Regions from separate parts of the Homo sapiens genome. Here region 2 is linked to region 1. Evidence: chromatin loops called from intact Hi-C (ENCODE). Cell type or tissue: B cell. All regions are shown on one strand.

Region 1 (8,000 bases):
TGTGGGCCAACCGTCTATGACGCATCTCACATGGGGCACGCCAGGTAGGTCCACCGCGGGGTGTCCCTGCAGCTTCTGCAGTTGCACGCAGAAGTCAGAGCCATTGGGATCCACAGCAGCGATCTTAGGTCCACAAAGATCTTAGATCTGCTACAGAGACCTGAGATTTGAGGAATCAAGACTGAATTTCTTCTCTTATTTTTAAGATGAAAATTTTAATGCCATAAGTAATCTATATTCACTGCAGAAAGACTACAGATCACCAAAAAGAAAATGTCCATAGCCCCACTGCTAACATGCTGGACTCGACCTGGGCACTTTTTCTCACATACCTTAAAGTTTTCTCTCATCCCTCAAGCTCTCGTGGGGTCCCCAGATGCTGAGTTCCCGTGACACTCAGACCTGACAGGCCTGACGCTGGGTTGGCTGTGACCGCCCCCCGACCACTGGATGGTCATGGCTGTAGCTCCTGACGAGTAGCTGGCTGTTGGGGTAAATGCCACAGAGTCCTTTTATGTGTTCATGTTTTAGTTGCAGTGCCAAGGTCATGTATAGTCAACCCTTGAACAACCTGGAGGGTAGAGGGTGTGACCCTCTGCACAGTTGAAAATCCACACATAACTTTTGATTCCCCAAAAACTTCACCACTAAAATAGCCTCCTGTTGACCAATAGCATGCCAGTCAATGAACACATATTTTGTATATACATTACATACTGTATTCCTAATGATAAAGGAAGCCAGAGAAAAGAAAATATTATGAAGAAAATCATAAGGGAGAGGCAATATATTTACTATTCATTAGGTGGAAGTGGATCATTATAAAGGTCATCATCCTTGCCATCTTCACGTTGAGTAGACTGAGGAGGAGAAGGGGGGGTCTTGCTGTTTCAGGGATGGCAGAGAAAATCATATATAAATGCACTCATGCAGTTCAAACACGTGTTGTTGGAGGTTAAGCTATACATATCGTCTGGTGTGGAAATGTTTGTTTTTTCATTGCTTTAGGTCCTACATCTCTTTTGATATCTTGAGAAGAGTGTTGAAGGATTACTTCAAATTTGATGTCTTTTATTGCATGAACATTACGGATATTGATGACAAGGTAAAGGGAATTTGTAAGATTAAATTTTAAATGCAATTGGATGGTGTAAAAGAAGATAGAACTTTCGCATAAGTAAATAATGTAGGCTTGAGCTAGCTTGTGTTTTCACCTGATAAACATCATTTTAATCCCCTCAGTGAGTTAATATTACCACTTCTGCTACTGATATGATCATTTCTATGATGTTCAGACACGGTTAGAAACCTGCATGTTGCTCAGGGGTCGGTAGCCCTGGGTGTTTTGCAGAAGGAAGGCCTCCCACAGCACGCACTTCGACATGTGGCTTGCAGGGGAAGCTGGGGCCCCCAGGGCTCATTTCATTAAGCGTCAGAAAGATCATGTTAGGCCTTGGGCACTACTTGGCAGGTGGGAGATGGAGGGTGGTGTTTCTATTTGATGATGGTGTGCACGTCCGGGGCCCACAGTTGTCTCCCACCACCCTCACCCTCACTTAGAGTTGGCCAAGGGAGAGAGTGGCCTGCTGCAGAGGGATGCATGTGGGATCCAAGCATCACTCCCCAATGTCTGCCTTCCCTCCCCAGATCATCAAGAGGGCCCGGCAGAACCACCTGTTCGAGCAGTATCGGGAGAAGAGGCCTGAAGCGGCACAGCTCTTGGAGGATGTTCAGGCCGCCCTGAAGGTGGGCCTCTTGCTGTCTGCTCTAGAAACCGAGCCCTTTGCTTTCTGTTCTCGGTCCTTTGTAGGCTACTGTCCCTAGGGTAGTGTCAGTCTCACAGGCTTTCACAAAGTGTATGTTACTCAAGCCAGTTCCGTCAGGGGCGCTGAAGTCTCCATAGGTAAGGTCCCCTGGCCTGTGACAAAGTCACCAGCAAAGATGTACTGGAGTGGAGTGGAGAGTAGGTGACATTCCTGCCACTTACAGGAAAACAACTGAATTCATCACAGTGCCACTAATTACACTTATAAAAATGCTTACCAATATTGCTGTCTAATTTTCAATGCCAAGGTTACAACTAAATCAGAAACTTCTGCCCAAGATACAAAAGCTATACTAAGCTTTTTAATTTGGTAATACTGTAAATTTTCAGAATCTTTTGAAGAAATTAGTTCTCTCTAGTATTTTCATTCTGAATAACCATCGTTATATACTTATTTTTATTACAATAGTAAGAATAGGTCATTTTACTCTCTACTAATTATCCTTAGTAATTACAGTAATCATTATGGATATGCTTATGGCATTTTATCTCTGGAATTAAAAACAGGAATAAAATTAGAGCTGAGCAATCTTTTAGGTCAGTGAGGCCTGAGTACCTTCCTGATGGATGTGTCTGCAGCACACCTCAGAACACACTGGGTGGCCTACTTTTCCTCATCCCCAGAACAGCCCTAGAAATACTGCTCTCACACCCAATTTGCATTGGAGAAACTGAGGCACAGAGAGGTTAGGTGCCCTGTCCAGGGTCACACGTGAGAGGGCAGAACCAGGAGCTCCTGAGCCGGGAGCTTCAGTCTCTCTTAGTTCCTTACTGCCTGGCCACTTGGGTTGCACACTTCTCTATCTCTATGGGGCCATGGGAAAAACCGTTCTGTTTTCTACCTGGAATCACCTTTATGAATTTAGGTTTTGCTGAGCAGTATCTAATAGATTTGACGTCTCTTTATGGTTGCAGCCATTTTCAGTAAAATTAAATGAGACCACGGATCCCGATAAAAAGCAGATGCTCGAACGGATTCAGCACGCAGTGCAGCTTGCCACAGAGCCACTTGAGAAAGCTGTGCAGTCCAGACTCACGGGAGAGGAAGTCAACAGCTGTGTGGAGGTGAGGCTTCACACATCTCCCAGACAGCCCGTTCGGGTCAAATGTCGGGCCGTGCATAGACTGATCTGTGTGCACGGATTGATTCCACAGATTGTCTTAGTGGAAGACACTCTGTGTCTCCAGTAGCTCCACTGTGGCAGGCGGCCCTGTTCTGCGGTGGCTGAGTCAGTGCCCCTCCCCTCCCACACCCCTTTGCCCCATTTCCTGGGTGCAGAGCCTGTGCCACTGGAAGGAGACTCGGGATCCACACCCTCCCACCACTTCCATCAGATAGGCAGGAGGTGCACTTGGAACGTGGGGAGGCAGCCTTCTGTCGAAGTGTTCCAAGATTCTCCAGCGGACTCTCCCCACACCAGCTGGAGAAGGAGGAGCAGGGATTAACATTGAATTGAGCATTGAGGCCTGTGGGTACCTACTGAGCTTGGGGCCTTCACGTTGACCAGCTCTCCTGCCCCTGCCAATATCTCCTTCAGACACAGGGCAGAGACCTGGGTGCAGAGGGGACCCTGCCCTCTTCCTCAGGCCTTTCCCTGTGGCTGGCGCCCTGGACACAGTCAGGAAGGCCTTCTCCTTTGTGCCAGCGCCGCCTGCTGGTCACCCTTTAAGAACTCGATGGAAAAGAGAAGAGACGGCTGCAGCTGTGTGTAGAAAAAGAGGCCCCACTGAGGCCGCAGCCCTGCCTTCCCTCACCACTGCCCTGGCCCCACCTCAGTGATGGGGCAGGGAGTCTGTGTCTGCCCTTCGCCAGCATGTTTCTTTCTAGTTTGGTCTCTTCTGTGTCCTGACTCAGCAGATCGCTTCGTTGCGCCTGTTTCCAAACTTCACGGAAACACGCCACGTGTATGTAGTCGTCAGTGTGCTTTCACCCAAGCTGTGCTTCTGGGACGACCCACATGTGGTCACTGTCACTGCCTCAGTGCCTGCCTGGGAGCCGAGCTGTTTGTCTGTTCTCCTGGGACGGGCAGTTAGGTTTCCTTCTTACCAACAATGCTGCTGTAATTTTTTTCCCAGTTGTTCCACTAATATTCTTTTTTTTTTTTTAATTGTGGTAAAACACACATCATAAGAAATTTACCATCTTAGCCATTTTTAAAAACTTTTTTTTTGTAGAGACAGGGTCTTTTTGTGTCTGGTTTATTTTGCCCAGCATAGTGTGCCCATGGTTGACCCATGCTGTAGTGCATGTCAGACTCTGCTTCCTTCCTATGGCTGAATGATACTCTGTTGTGTATAGATGGGCCACATTTTGCTCATCCTTTCACCTGCCCGTGGACACGTGGGTTGTTTCCACCTTTTGGAGATGCAAGTAATGCTGCTATAAACCTGGGTGTACAAATATCTGTTTGGGTTCCTGCTTTCACTTCTTTTGGGGATATACACGGAAGTGGAATTGCTGGGTCATGTGATGATTCTATTTTTGATATTCTGCGTAACCACCGTATTGTTTCTGCAGTGGCTGCACTATTACACATTCCCACCCATAGTGCATGGGGTTCTGTTTTCTCCACATCCTTGCCAAAGCTTGTTATTCTTCATTTTTTTCATCCCAGTAGGTGTGAGGTGGTATACTGTGGTTTTGGTTTGCATTTCCTTAATGGCTAGTGATGTGGAGTGTCTTTTGCTGAACTGTGAGTTGTTTTGTGTTGTCTCTAGGTGGACATTTGCAAGTTTCTTTAGGCCATATACCTGCAAGTGGAATCGCTGGGTTGTGTAGGATATATGTGAGTGACTGTCGGGGGTTCCCAACACTGCCCACACATTCTGGGGCCCTAGAAGGACTCATGAGACTCGGCATCGAGTTATCATCTTGTCTAAGGTTTGTAGCAGTGACACAGCGAGGAGCAGAAGCTCAGGCGGAGTCTTCAATCATCCATGGGCAGGCTGCTGAAGCTTCCTCCCTGCCTCCCATGAGGGGACACAGCACACTCTCCCCCACCAGGAAAAAAATGCAGCCACATGTGTGAAATGTCCCTCCCTAGGGAAGCCCATCACATAGGCACCCTCTGCCTGGCACGTGCCGCAATTCCTGACTCCCCAGGAGGAAAGCTGGTGTTCCACCTGCATAAGCCACAGTGTTTGTTCAACAGCCCACTGGGGGCTGCTGCCACAGAGCTGGGTTTCCCGGCCTCTTAGCACAGGGGACATTTCAGCTCCTGGATGCCAGCTAATGGCCAGCTCTGTAGGCAGGCCTTTCTCAGGTGGCAGACACAGACCTTCTAGGCTCACTTTTATCTTCATAGTAGCCATATCAGAAATGTCTATATGGCCAGGCACAGTGGCTCACACTTGTAATCCCAGCACTTTGGGAAGCCAGGGCAAGAGGATCACTTGAGCCCAGGAGCTCCAGACCAGCCTAGGCAAAATAGTGAGACTCTATTTCTACAAAACTTTTAAAAATTAGCCAAGCATGGTGATGCAAGCCTGTGGTTCCAGCTACTGGGGAGGCTGAGGTGAGACAATCACCTGAGCCCAGGAGTTTGAGGCTGCAGTGAGCCATGAACACACCACTGCACTCCAGCCTGGGCAGCAGAGTGAGACCCAGACTCTTAAAAAAAAAGAAAGAAATGTCTATGCAAATTTCTTCTTCTTCTACCACATTTTGGGTGTGCTGTGTATTTGCACATACACCTGCATTTGTATTGTTGGATTCTTCCCTTTCATCAGTCAATGAATGTGAAGTGCTGATTGCTGTGGTTTGAATGTCCCTTTTTCCAACCTCTCCTGAGACTGAGCATCTTGTCAAGTGCTTGCTTCCAGCTGTGATTCTGTGCCCCCATCTCTCCCCCTTTCCCATGAGGTTATTGGTCCTTTTCTTACTGTTTTGTATCATTCTTATGTCTTCTGATACTAATTACTATGATTTGAATGTTTGTCCCCTCCAAAACTCATGCTGAAACTTAATCCCTAGTGTAACAGTATTAAGAGGTAAGGCCTTTTAGAGGTGATCGAGTCATGAGAGCTCTGCCCTCATGAATGGGTTAATGGATTAATGGGTTATCACAGAAGTGGGGTAGTTATCATGAGAGTGGGGCTGTTACAGAAGCCAGTTTGGCCCTCATGAGCCCCCTGGCCATGTGATGCTCTGCGCCACCTTGGGACTCTGGGAAAAGTCCCCACCAGCAAGAAGGCCCAGAACAGATGTGGCCCCTTGACCTTGAACTTTCCAGCCTACAGAATTGTAAGAAATAAATTTTATTTAAAAATTACCCATTCCCAGGCAGGGCATCGTGGCTCATGCCTGTAATCCCAGCACTTTGGGAGGCTGAGGTGGGCAGATCACGAGGTCAGGAGATCGAGACCATCCTGGCCAACATGGTGAAACCCCGTCTCTACTAAAAATAAAAAAAAAAAAATTAGCTGGGTGTTGTGGCGTGTGCCTGTAATCCCAGCTACTTGGGAGGCTGAGGTGGGAGAATCCCTTGAACCAGGGAGTCAGAGGTTGCAGTGAGCCGAGATCGTGCTGTTGCACTGCAGCCTGGCGACGAAGCAAGACTCCGTCTCAAAAAGAAAAAAAATTTTACCCATTCCCGGCCAGGCGCAGTGGGTCACGCCTGTAATCCTAGCACTTTGGGAGGCTGAGGCGGGCGGATCACCTGAGGTCAGGGGTTTGAGACCAGCCTGGCCAACATGGCAAAACCCCGTTGCTACTAAAAATACAAAAATTAGCCAAATGTGGTGGCGCGCGTCTGTAATCCCAGCTACTCTGGAGGCTGAGGCAGGAGAATAGCTTGAAACCAGGAGGCGGAGGTTGCAGTGAGCCGAGATCACGCCACTGCATTCCAGCCTGGGAAACAGAGTGAGACTGTCTCAAAAAAACAAAACAAAACAAAACAAAAAACAGAAAACAAAAAAAAGAACAAACAAACAAAAAAACAGAAAACAGACTAAGACACGAATTCATCTCTGTTACATGTTGGCATGTGTTTGTGTCTCTTAATTCTGTTCTGTTGGTCAAATTGTCCAGCCCAGACCAGGTGCAGTGGCTCGTTCCTGTAATCATAGCACCTTGGGAGGCCAAGGCAAGAGGATCCCTTGAGCCCAGGAGTTTGAGATCAGCCGGGACAACATAGTGAGACTCTATCTCTACAAAAAGTTTAAGAATTTAAAATTTAAAAAATTTATAAAAATTGCCCAGTCCTGCAGGAGTATCATGCTGTCTCTCACAGGTATCTGATGGGTAAGAGGCCCCATCTTGGTTTTGTCGTTAGGTGTGTTTTGAAGCCTCAGCTTGTCAAGTTCCATGTAAGACACTGTTGGGATTTTACATGTTGTATCTAAGAACCATCTCAGATCCAGTTTGGCTGTGTTGATCCTCTGTAGTCTTTTTGTTTTATCAGTTTTTGTCCATTCTTTATTCCTTCTTTTCTTCTTTTTCCTTTGGATTTATTCTGTTTTTCTTTGTCTCATTTAGCAGTTTAGCTTATTTTCTGATTTAAGAATTTAAGGCTATACATTTTCCTCTGACTGTTTTTGCTGCAAAATTTGACATCATTTACTTGTAAACAATTTCTAATTTCCATTTTGGATTTTTTAGCCCAGGAATTATCTAGAAGTAATTACCTAAAAGTTAATTATCTAGAATTACTTAGAAGTTTTAAATTTCCAAATTTAAATTGGATGGTACTTTTTCATATTAACTTATTGTTATTCGCTTATAACTTAATTACCCAGTGGTTGGAGAGTATGGTCTGTCCCAATCTGGATCTGTGAACAGAGACTTGTGTTGTGGCCCCTGTGTGTGCTGGTTTCTGAATGTTCTCTTGTGCTTGAGAAGATTCCGTCTAATCCCCTAGTGCACAGTTCCACATGCCATCCACTTAGCTATACCTGTTGGCCGTGTGGTTAATATTTTGTGTGTCTTTGCTAATTCTTCCTGTTGGCTTAGCCTATTCATACAGTTTCTTAAAAAAACAAAAACAAGAACCAAAACAAAACTCCCCCTCTGATGATGAATTTGTCTGTTTCTCCTTATTTTTTCACTTTTTAGAAAAAAAAAAAGTTTTTTTTTAGAGGAGATTCTGGTTCACATCAGAATTGAGAGGCTATATATATCCCCTACCCACCTCACCGTCACCTCCCCCAGCATCCGCACCCACCAGGGGGTACGTTT
Region 2 (8,000 bases), 380 kb before region 1:
TTAATGCACCCGGCCCCATTTGTAATTCATGTGCGGTGAGCTCACTGGGATGAGTGAGTTTGGATATATATTCCTCCCTGGGTCTGCCCCATTTTATGGGGTGTTGCTTAATCATTTGCGTTATTCCATTGATATGAAATATTTGCACTCAGAGATCATTTCCGGTCAGGAGAAATTTGTGCACTTTTAACCCAAAATAGAAACCTTCATAAAAGCATCATAGGTCTCCATTCAATATTGACTATAATTGTTCACATGCCCACGCTGAATGCTAACTTGGGCTCACCCTCAACACCCACGAGGTGGGTACTATTATTACCACTCACATTTGACCAGAGGGATTGTTTGATTAGGGTGCAGTAGTTGAGAGTTCAGACCCAGGAGACAGCCTGCCTGCTTCGAAACCTGGCCCAACCCCTGGCCCTGTGTGACCTTGGGCAAGTGACTGCATCTCTCTGTGCTGTTGTTTTCTTATTAATAAAATGGGGGATAGAATGATACCTACCTCTTAGGGTTGTTGTCAGGGTTGAGTACAAAAGCCTGTGGATCAGTGCCTGGCTCATGGTAAATGCATGTCAGTGTTAGATAGTGTTTTTATTCAGTCTCAAAATGTTTAATAAATGCCTTCTATGAGCCAGACACCATGGATCAGCAGTACCCGTGACAGATGAGGGTCTGCTTGCATGGGAGAGCCAGAGAATAAACAAAGAAATGAAGAAACAAGAAAAGACCAGATGAGAGTGGCTTTAAAGCCAATAAAACAGGGAAATGGTGAATGGAGCAACTGGGGAGAAGAGTCACCAAAGTCGGGGAATCAGGGAAGCCTTCCCCAAAGAGGTGGCATTTGAACTGGGGCCTGAGTGGTGAAGCAGCCAGCCATGGGAAGGGCTTGGGGGAACAGGATATGCACAGGTCCTGTGGTGGAAACAAGCCAGCTGTGGTTGAGGAACAACAGCAAGGCAGCCAGTGTGGCTGGAGTGGAGTGAGCAGGGTTGGCCAGGGGTGAGGGAGAACAGGCCAGAGAGAGGGATTAGGACCAGGTCTTGTAGGGCCTTTTACGGCAATGGAAGGAGCTCTGAAGCAATGAAGTGCCTTGCCCTGTGTCACATACCAGCCGAGACAGTCTACCTAATTCGGGAGCCAAAGTTCGCTGCTGGGCTTGAGGCCCCTGTAAAAGGACAATGTAACCCAGGCTGGTATGGGCACATTCTGCATTTCCACTTAGATGGCAAGCCCATCAAACCTTGGTGCCATGGCTGCCCTGGTAACCAGTGCAATCCTGGCTGACCAGTGCAACCAGGGAGCTGGCCCATGACCCAGGTGGCCTCTAAGTAGCCAGGACTAATGCGGCCAAGAGTCAGTCTTCTAGCCTTCTTCCTGTGACTCATCCAGGTGCACCCTGCGACATCTGAAGGTCAGGCTTTCAGCTGCTGTGGCTTCCACTTCCAACTGGCTCCACGTCCCCAGGGAGAGATCACACAGCGCTTTGCCAACACATTCTATTGCGTGTTTAATGTTCCTGTGAAAGCGCCCTTGAGATTTCTCTCTCTCCCCTCCACACAGAGCTTAGAAGCAAAGTTAAGAGACTCATCAGATTCTGAGCTTCTGCGGGATATTTTGCAGAATCCCAGATATTTGTAAGAATCCCAGAGTCCCTGGGACTCATGACCCTGCCTCCTGAATCTCTCCGGAAGACCTGAGAGAAGAACCACAGGTGTGCTTGTACCCTTTAAAAACACACCTGTTCAAAGAACATTGAACATTGAGTCAGCACTGCAGGTGGGTGTCGGCACCTCCGACAGCTCCAGCTCTTTCATTTTCTATCTAAGACTTAGACAAAGACATCAGAATATACAAAAATCTGCATGAGAGGGGGGAATCTAGGGAAAGTTTTTTAAACCATCTACAGCAAAAACAGAGATGACAGGTGCAAAACAGCTTCTAGCATTTGGTAGATGCTCAGAGACTTTCTTTTTTGCATTCATGAGACCTGTCCTGCCCACTCCTGTCTCTTCTAGACCTAAATGGGCCCTTACTTTGCCCAGGGTGGGGTTTGGACTCAAGAGCATCTGCATGCAGGTGAGAGGCAGGATCACCACCCCGCCCAGCCACAGCCTGACTTTGGCCTTGAGGGCCAAGTGCAGATCACCCTGCATCCTGGGTCTTCACCTTTGAAGGGCCATGAGCCCTTCTGAAAAGACAAAGCAATAGACTCCCTCCCAGAGAGAAGTGCACCAGAAGAATACATTTTCCATACAAACTCTGGAGGCAGACATCCTCCACCTCCACCCAGCCAGCCCATCCTAGGGGCCCCGGTGAAGAATTCTTGTGCTAGAGGTGAACCAAGATTATCCATGTGGAAAAGATGCAGCCACAGGAGGGAAGACTTTCGGGGCAATGCAGTAGGTCAGGGCTTCGAGCATGGAGATACCTGAAGTTATCTCGCACCCTGCTCTGAGTTTCACCCTGAGCCTCACTCTCGTAGGTGGTGAAGCATGAAATGTAGGGATAGCTGCTTTAAAACCCAGCACAAGGCTGGGTGCACTGGCTCACACCTGTAATCCCAGGACTTTGGGAAGCTGAAGTGGACGTATCCCCTAAGGTCAGGAGTTCAAGACCGGCCTGGCCAACATGGCAAAAACCCACCTCTACTAAAAATACAAAAATTAGCTGGGCATGGTGGTGCACGCCTATAGTCCCAGCTACTTGGGAGGCTGAGGCAGGAGAATCGCTTGAACCCAGGAGGCAGAGGCTGCGGTGAGCCAAGATTGGGCCACTGCACTCCAGCCTGGGCAACAGAGCGAGACTGTGTGTCAGAAAAAATGAAAAACCAGCACCAGCCTGAAGAGCCTGTGTATTGCGTGGGGTACTTTGCTGCCCTTGGGCAGAATCTGCATCCCTCCCAGCCAGCAGGCACTGCGGACCGTCTCCTCCCTCTCCCTCCAGGCTCCTGTTTTCCCACCGCCCCCCTCCTGCTGCAGCAGTCCCTCTGCCCTCCGTTCCAAGTGCCAGGCCGCGGCCACCTCAGAGCTTGCACCAGCTGTTGCCACTGCCTGGAACTTGCTCGTCCTGCACTCGGCTTCTCTCGACTTTAGCTGGAGTGTCACCCTGAGCGTCCCCTCCCCTCCATCCTGTCCCCAGGGACACACACTCCAAGAGAGCAGTTGCCAAGTGGGCCTTCCCGCCTCTTCCATAGAGCCAGACAGTTGGCGACTGTCCTTACTGCAAACCCTGGTTCACACTGGCACCCCTGGGAGGGAGGTGGTTTGGGCCCACGTGCCCTGTGTTCCTGCTCAGAATGGGCATTAGAAATGCTGCCATAGCCTGTGCCACTGCAGTGGAAGCATTTTTAGGAAACGGTTTATATCTTAAGACAAACTTCAGATGCATGGGGCCAGAACGCTGTGTCCATCTACATCTTTGCTGAGGGATCGGGTAGCCTGGAGTTTGCCCTCTGCTGTGTTGGCTTGAAGCTCATAGGGGACTTAAGACGGGCTCTCGAGCAACCAACGTTCTGTCCTTTGCCGTAGACTGTGAAGCATCCTGTGTGTGTGAAGCACCGGCTGTCAGTCAAGTATGCCCGGTGCTTTCTCTCAGAACTCACCAAAAAGGTCCGTTATGGGGAGTGTCCGCCCAGTAGCCAGACAGCATAGCCACCTGCGTGCTGGAGCCCCTGTCCTTCCCAGGCCCTGGGCCTGCTTTGCAAACAGCAGCATGACAGGGGCCTCCCCAGGCAACTGGCTGCAGCCACGTGTGACCCATGGGAGACAGTGCAGGGCAGGAAGAAGGGGAGGCCAGTGTCTCTCCCTCACTCTGCCTCCTGGGGTTTCCACAGCAGCTGCTTCTCTGGGGCCCCAGCTCCTAGCATATGGATTCTCATTCCTACCAGGCTGGTCCAGCCCACAGCACTGGAACCCTCACCCACACCCTCTGTCCTGCCCGCCGAAGGGTTTGGAGTTTCCTGCTCTTGTCTGTCTCTGGGTTGCCCCATGGGCCCCTGTTGGAAGGTTTAGCTCTTGCCATACCTTTGGAACTAGTTCCTCTGGTGAATTCTCTGCATTGATCCTGCTGGAATGAGCTCTTTCCTGACTGATGCAGGATGGATTTTATTTTTTACTTATTTTTTTGAGACAGAGTCTCACTGTGTTGCCCAGGCTGGATTACCGTGGCACAGTCTCGGCTCCCTGAAACCTCTGCCTCCTGGGTTCAAGCAACTCTCGTGCCTAGCCTCCTAAGAAGCTGGGACTACAGGCACATGCCACCATGCCTGGCTAATTTTTGTATTTTTGGTAGAGACAGAGTTTCACCATGTTGGCCAGGCTGATCTCGAACTCCTGACCTCAGGTGATCCACCTGCCTCGGCCTCCCAATGTGCTGGGATTACAGGCATGAGCCACCGCACCTGGCCTAGGATGGATTTTAAAGATGGGCCCGAAAGTGCAGGGTTTGACATAAGGATGTCGAGAGGCCATTCCTCAGTAGGCAGTAGCAGACCTATCTTAGTGAAAGGGCCACACTTTTAGCAAGTAAACAATCCCCTGCTTCTCCAATACCTGCTTTCTCCCTAATCCTCCCCAAAAGGGTGCATCTGTGGTCACCAGCAGGTCTGCCCTGTGCCACCAGGAGAGGGCAGCAGTCACCCAGTGTATATTGTTGCTGCCCTGTGAATCTTAAGATGGGGCCAGCCATGGAGAAGCAGCCTGCTGACAGCCACAGCCTGCAGCATGGGCCGCCCTCACAGTTCTGCCTGGGCTCACTTAAAAGCACCTTTTGTTTTCCTCCTCTCTGTCATGGTCATGTGGCAGCTCTCACGGAATCCTTGTCTCCTGCCCTAGACTACACCTAACCCTACCCTCTCAACACCTCTCGTTGAAGGCCCTCCCATCCAGGTTTCCCTACCAAGTGAATTTTTTTTTTAGAGACAAGGTCTCTTGCCCAGGCTGTCCTCGAACTCCTGGGCTCAAGCAGTCCTCCCATGTCAGCCTCTAGAGTAGCTGGGACTATTCGGCACACACCACCATGCCCAATGAAGTGAATATTTTACATGCCAGCTGGCTGGTATTACACCATTCCATCCCAAATCTCCCCTCCAAACTTGGTGAAAATCATCTGACCATTTTTACAGATTAGAACGAAAGCAAACAAGCTCTCACTCTGTCTGACCCCAGCACGAGGCTGTCCACACAGAGCTTTTGGACAAGCTGTACGAGGACCTGGCAGAGACCCTGATGGCCAAGGAGTCCACCCAGGGCCACCCGAGCTATTTGCTGGTATGAGAAGGGCACCCTCCTCCCCCTCACAGCCCAGATACCCTTCCTGCACAAAGTGAAAACGTGGGTGTGGGTTCAAATCCTGACTCACCCATTCTGCAGTCTTAGACATGAGGTCCGTCAACCTTCTTTAGCCTCAGTTTCCCTGTCTGTAAATCAAGCACTTCAACAACAACAGCATGTCTCATGGGGTTGTTGGGCATTTGTCCAATAGGTGACACACTCTACCTGCTTCACAAGGACCTGGTGTCCAGTCCTCAAAGAATACTTGACAGGTCCTGGTGTGGTGGTTCACACCTGTAATCCCAGCACTTTGGGAGGCTGAGGTGGGTGGATCCGAGGTCAGGAGTTCAAGAGCAGCCTGGCCAATATGGTGAAACCCTGTCTCTACTAAAAATACAAAAATCAGGCCGGGCGTGGTGGCTCATGCCTGTAATCCCAGCACTTTGGGAGGCTGAGGCAGGTGGATGACCTGAGGTCAGGAGTTTGAGACCAGCCTGGCCAACATGGTGAAACTCTGTCTTTACTAAAAATACAAAAATTAGCGGGTGTGGTAGTAGGTGCCTCTAATCCCAGCTACTCGGGAGGCTGAGGCAGGAGAATCTCTTGAACCCAGGAGGTGGAGGTTGTAGTGAGCCAAGATCACGCCATTGCACTCCTGCCTGGGCAACGAGAGGGAAACTCTGTCTCAAAAAAAAGTGGAAAAATTAGCCACACATGGTGGCACATGCCTGTAGTTGCACCTACTTGGGCAGCTGAGGCAGGAGAATTGCTTGAACCCAGGAGGCAGAGGTTGCAGTGAGCCAAGATTGTGCCACTGACTCCAGCCTGGGTGACAGAGCTCAAAAGAAAATAAGATAAAACATAGATACAGAAAACCACAAAGGAAAAACATAGCATATTGAATCATCACAAGGCAGCCACCCCTTCATAGCCACACCTGGCCCCTGGCCACCACTGACCTGTGCTCCATCACCAGAATTCCGTTGTCTCAGGAATGTTCGATGAATGGAATCCTGTGTGGCCTGAGATGAGTGTCTTTCATGCCACGTGACACCCTTGAGGCCCGTGCAAGCTGTTGGCATGTCAACAGTTAGCTGCTTCTCATTGCTGAGTGGCGATTGGTCCTGTCATGGTTTATTCAGCCATGTGGTGGATGGCTACTTGTCTTCTAAGCCACTTGCCTTCTGATTGCTGGACTGACTCTCTCGCCCTCTCTTGGTGCAGCCCTCGGGAGGCTCAGTCACACTCTCCGAGAGCACAGCCATCATCTCCCATGGCATCACAGGCCTGGTCACATGAGATGCTGCCCTCTACCTGGCAGAATGGGCCATCGAGAACCCGGCAGCCTTCTCTCATAGGTGACCTCGGGGCGCACGGCAGGACACCGAGGCAGGCTCACCCTGGTGCAGTTACAGACATGGTCCCCTTTCCTCCCGCCAGGACTGTCCTAGAGCTTGGCAGTGGCGCCAGCCTCACAGGCCTGGCCATCTGCAAGATGTGCCGCCTCCAGGCATACATCTTCAGCGACTGTCACAGCCAGGTCCTCGAGAAGCTCCGAGGGAATGTCCTTCTCAATGGCCTCTCATTAGAGGCAGACATCTCTGCCAACTTAGACAGCCCCAGGGTGACAGTGGCCCAGCTGGACTGGGACGTCGCGACGGTCCATCAGCTCTCTGCCATCCAGCCAGATGTTGTCATTGCAGCAGGCAATGCCCAGCCCCGGGCACTCTGTGCAGGCGGTGTCCTTGCAGCTCTACCCAGCTCTGGGCTCTGGGAAAAGGGAACAATGGACGCTGTCGGGCATGGACATGATGGGGCTTCCAGAAGAGTTACTCTGGGCCTCCAGGGTGACATCAAAGGACAGGGGTGCCTCTTAAGGTGACCTTCCAGCCACAGCCCTCTTGTTGGAGACAGGCATACTCCCATTACAGTCATCACCACATGGCTCTGTCCCAGAGCCATGCCTCTGTCTTTCAGAGACCACAGGAGGAAAACAACCACTTCTGGGATGAGGACAGGGCCCTTGAGAGAAGGTGGTGTTTGGCTGGGCCACCGAAAACCCCTCGCCCCTGCCAGCACACTCGGTCTCCTCTCTGGTTGAACAGAGCTCTGCCTGTGGTCCTGGGTCCCAGCCCTGAAACCCACAGGTCCAGCGGTGGCCAGGGACACAGGCCCACCCCTGCAAGCCAGCAGACAAATCGGCAGACACCTGAAACACGAAGTTCATGGCAGGGTCAGGCTTTGTGTCATTCACAGCCCTCTAGATAGGCCGAGAACCAGAGCTCATTTTTTAAGGAACACCAGTGAGTCTGGAGATTTTTTTCTTTTGCTTCGGTCTTTTGCAGCTTTCTCTACTAAGGGTTCTCCTTTTTCACCCAAGCAATTGCCTTTCCATCTAATGGCCCAAATGGTCAAATGGCATCTACTAGTCTCATATGACTGCTGCCTCTCTGGCCTCGCCCTGCTGCTGAGGTCAGCATGACCTGGAACTGTCCGCTGGTCCCTTTCAGTAACCTGAAGCTTTCACCGTAGACGTGCTGTATTGCCCAGAATCCATCGTGTCGCTGGTCGCGGTCCTGCGGAGGCTGGCTGCCTACCGGGAGCACCAGCGGGCTCCTCAAGTCTACGTGGCCCTTATCGTCCGCAACCCAGAGACGTGCCAGCTGTTCACCACCGAGCTATGTGAGCCCACACGCCCACCCGGGCCTGCATGGTCCCCGAGCTGTC

The links. A loop is a pair of places that touch in the nucleus more often than their neighbours do. Peaks named below come from ENCODE experiments on the same cell type or tissue, not always from the same donor. Only the 100,000 strongest peaks of a DNase experiment are listed, where the experiment ranks them.
Region 2: a loop joins it to region 1, with 14 times the contacts of the local background. A loop is called at or near these places in 7 of 110 quality-filtered maps.

The regions. Positions count from the first base shown.
Region 1 is chr11:3,032,940-3,040,939 of GRCh38, reverse strand. CARS1 (cysteinyl-tRNA synthetase 1) reads left to right here. Exons shown (of 23, transcript NM_001014437.3): 4 at 1-44; 5 at 1,009-1,105; 6 at 1,648-1,746; 7 at 2,741-2,890. It overlaps CARS1-AS1 (CARS1 antisense RNA 1), which reads right to left. Exons shown (of 2, transcript NR_046580.1): 2 at 1-160. Among named protein-coding and RNA genes, the nearest start is that of CARS1-AS1, 7.5 kb to the right of the region's middle. RefSeq lists an enhancer at 1-889. In B cell, CTCF peaks have their summits at 3,273 and 3,473 (motif pointing left); DNase peaks (open chromatin) are centred at 3,489, 4,289 and 5,369; H3K27ac peaks cover 2,711 bases.
Region 2 is chr11:3,413,810-3,421,809 of GRCh38, reverse strand. It overlaps the pseudogene FAM86GP. Among named protein-coding and RNA genes, the nearest start is that of ZNF195, 39 kb to the right of the region's middle. In B cell, a CTCF peak has its summit at 4,644 (motif pointing right); a DNase peak (open chromatin) is centred at 4,656.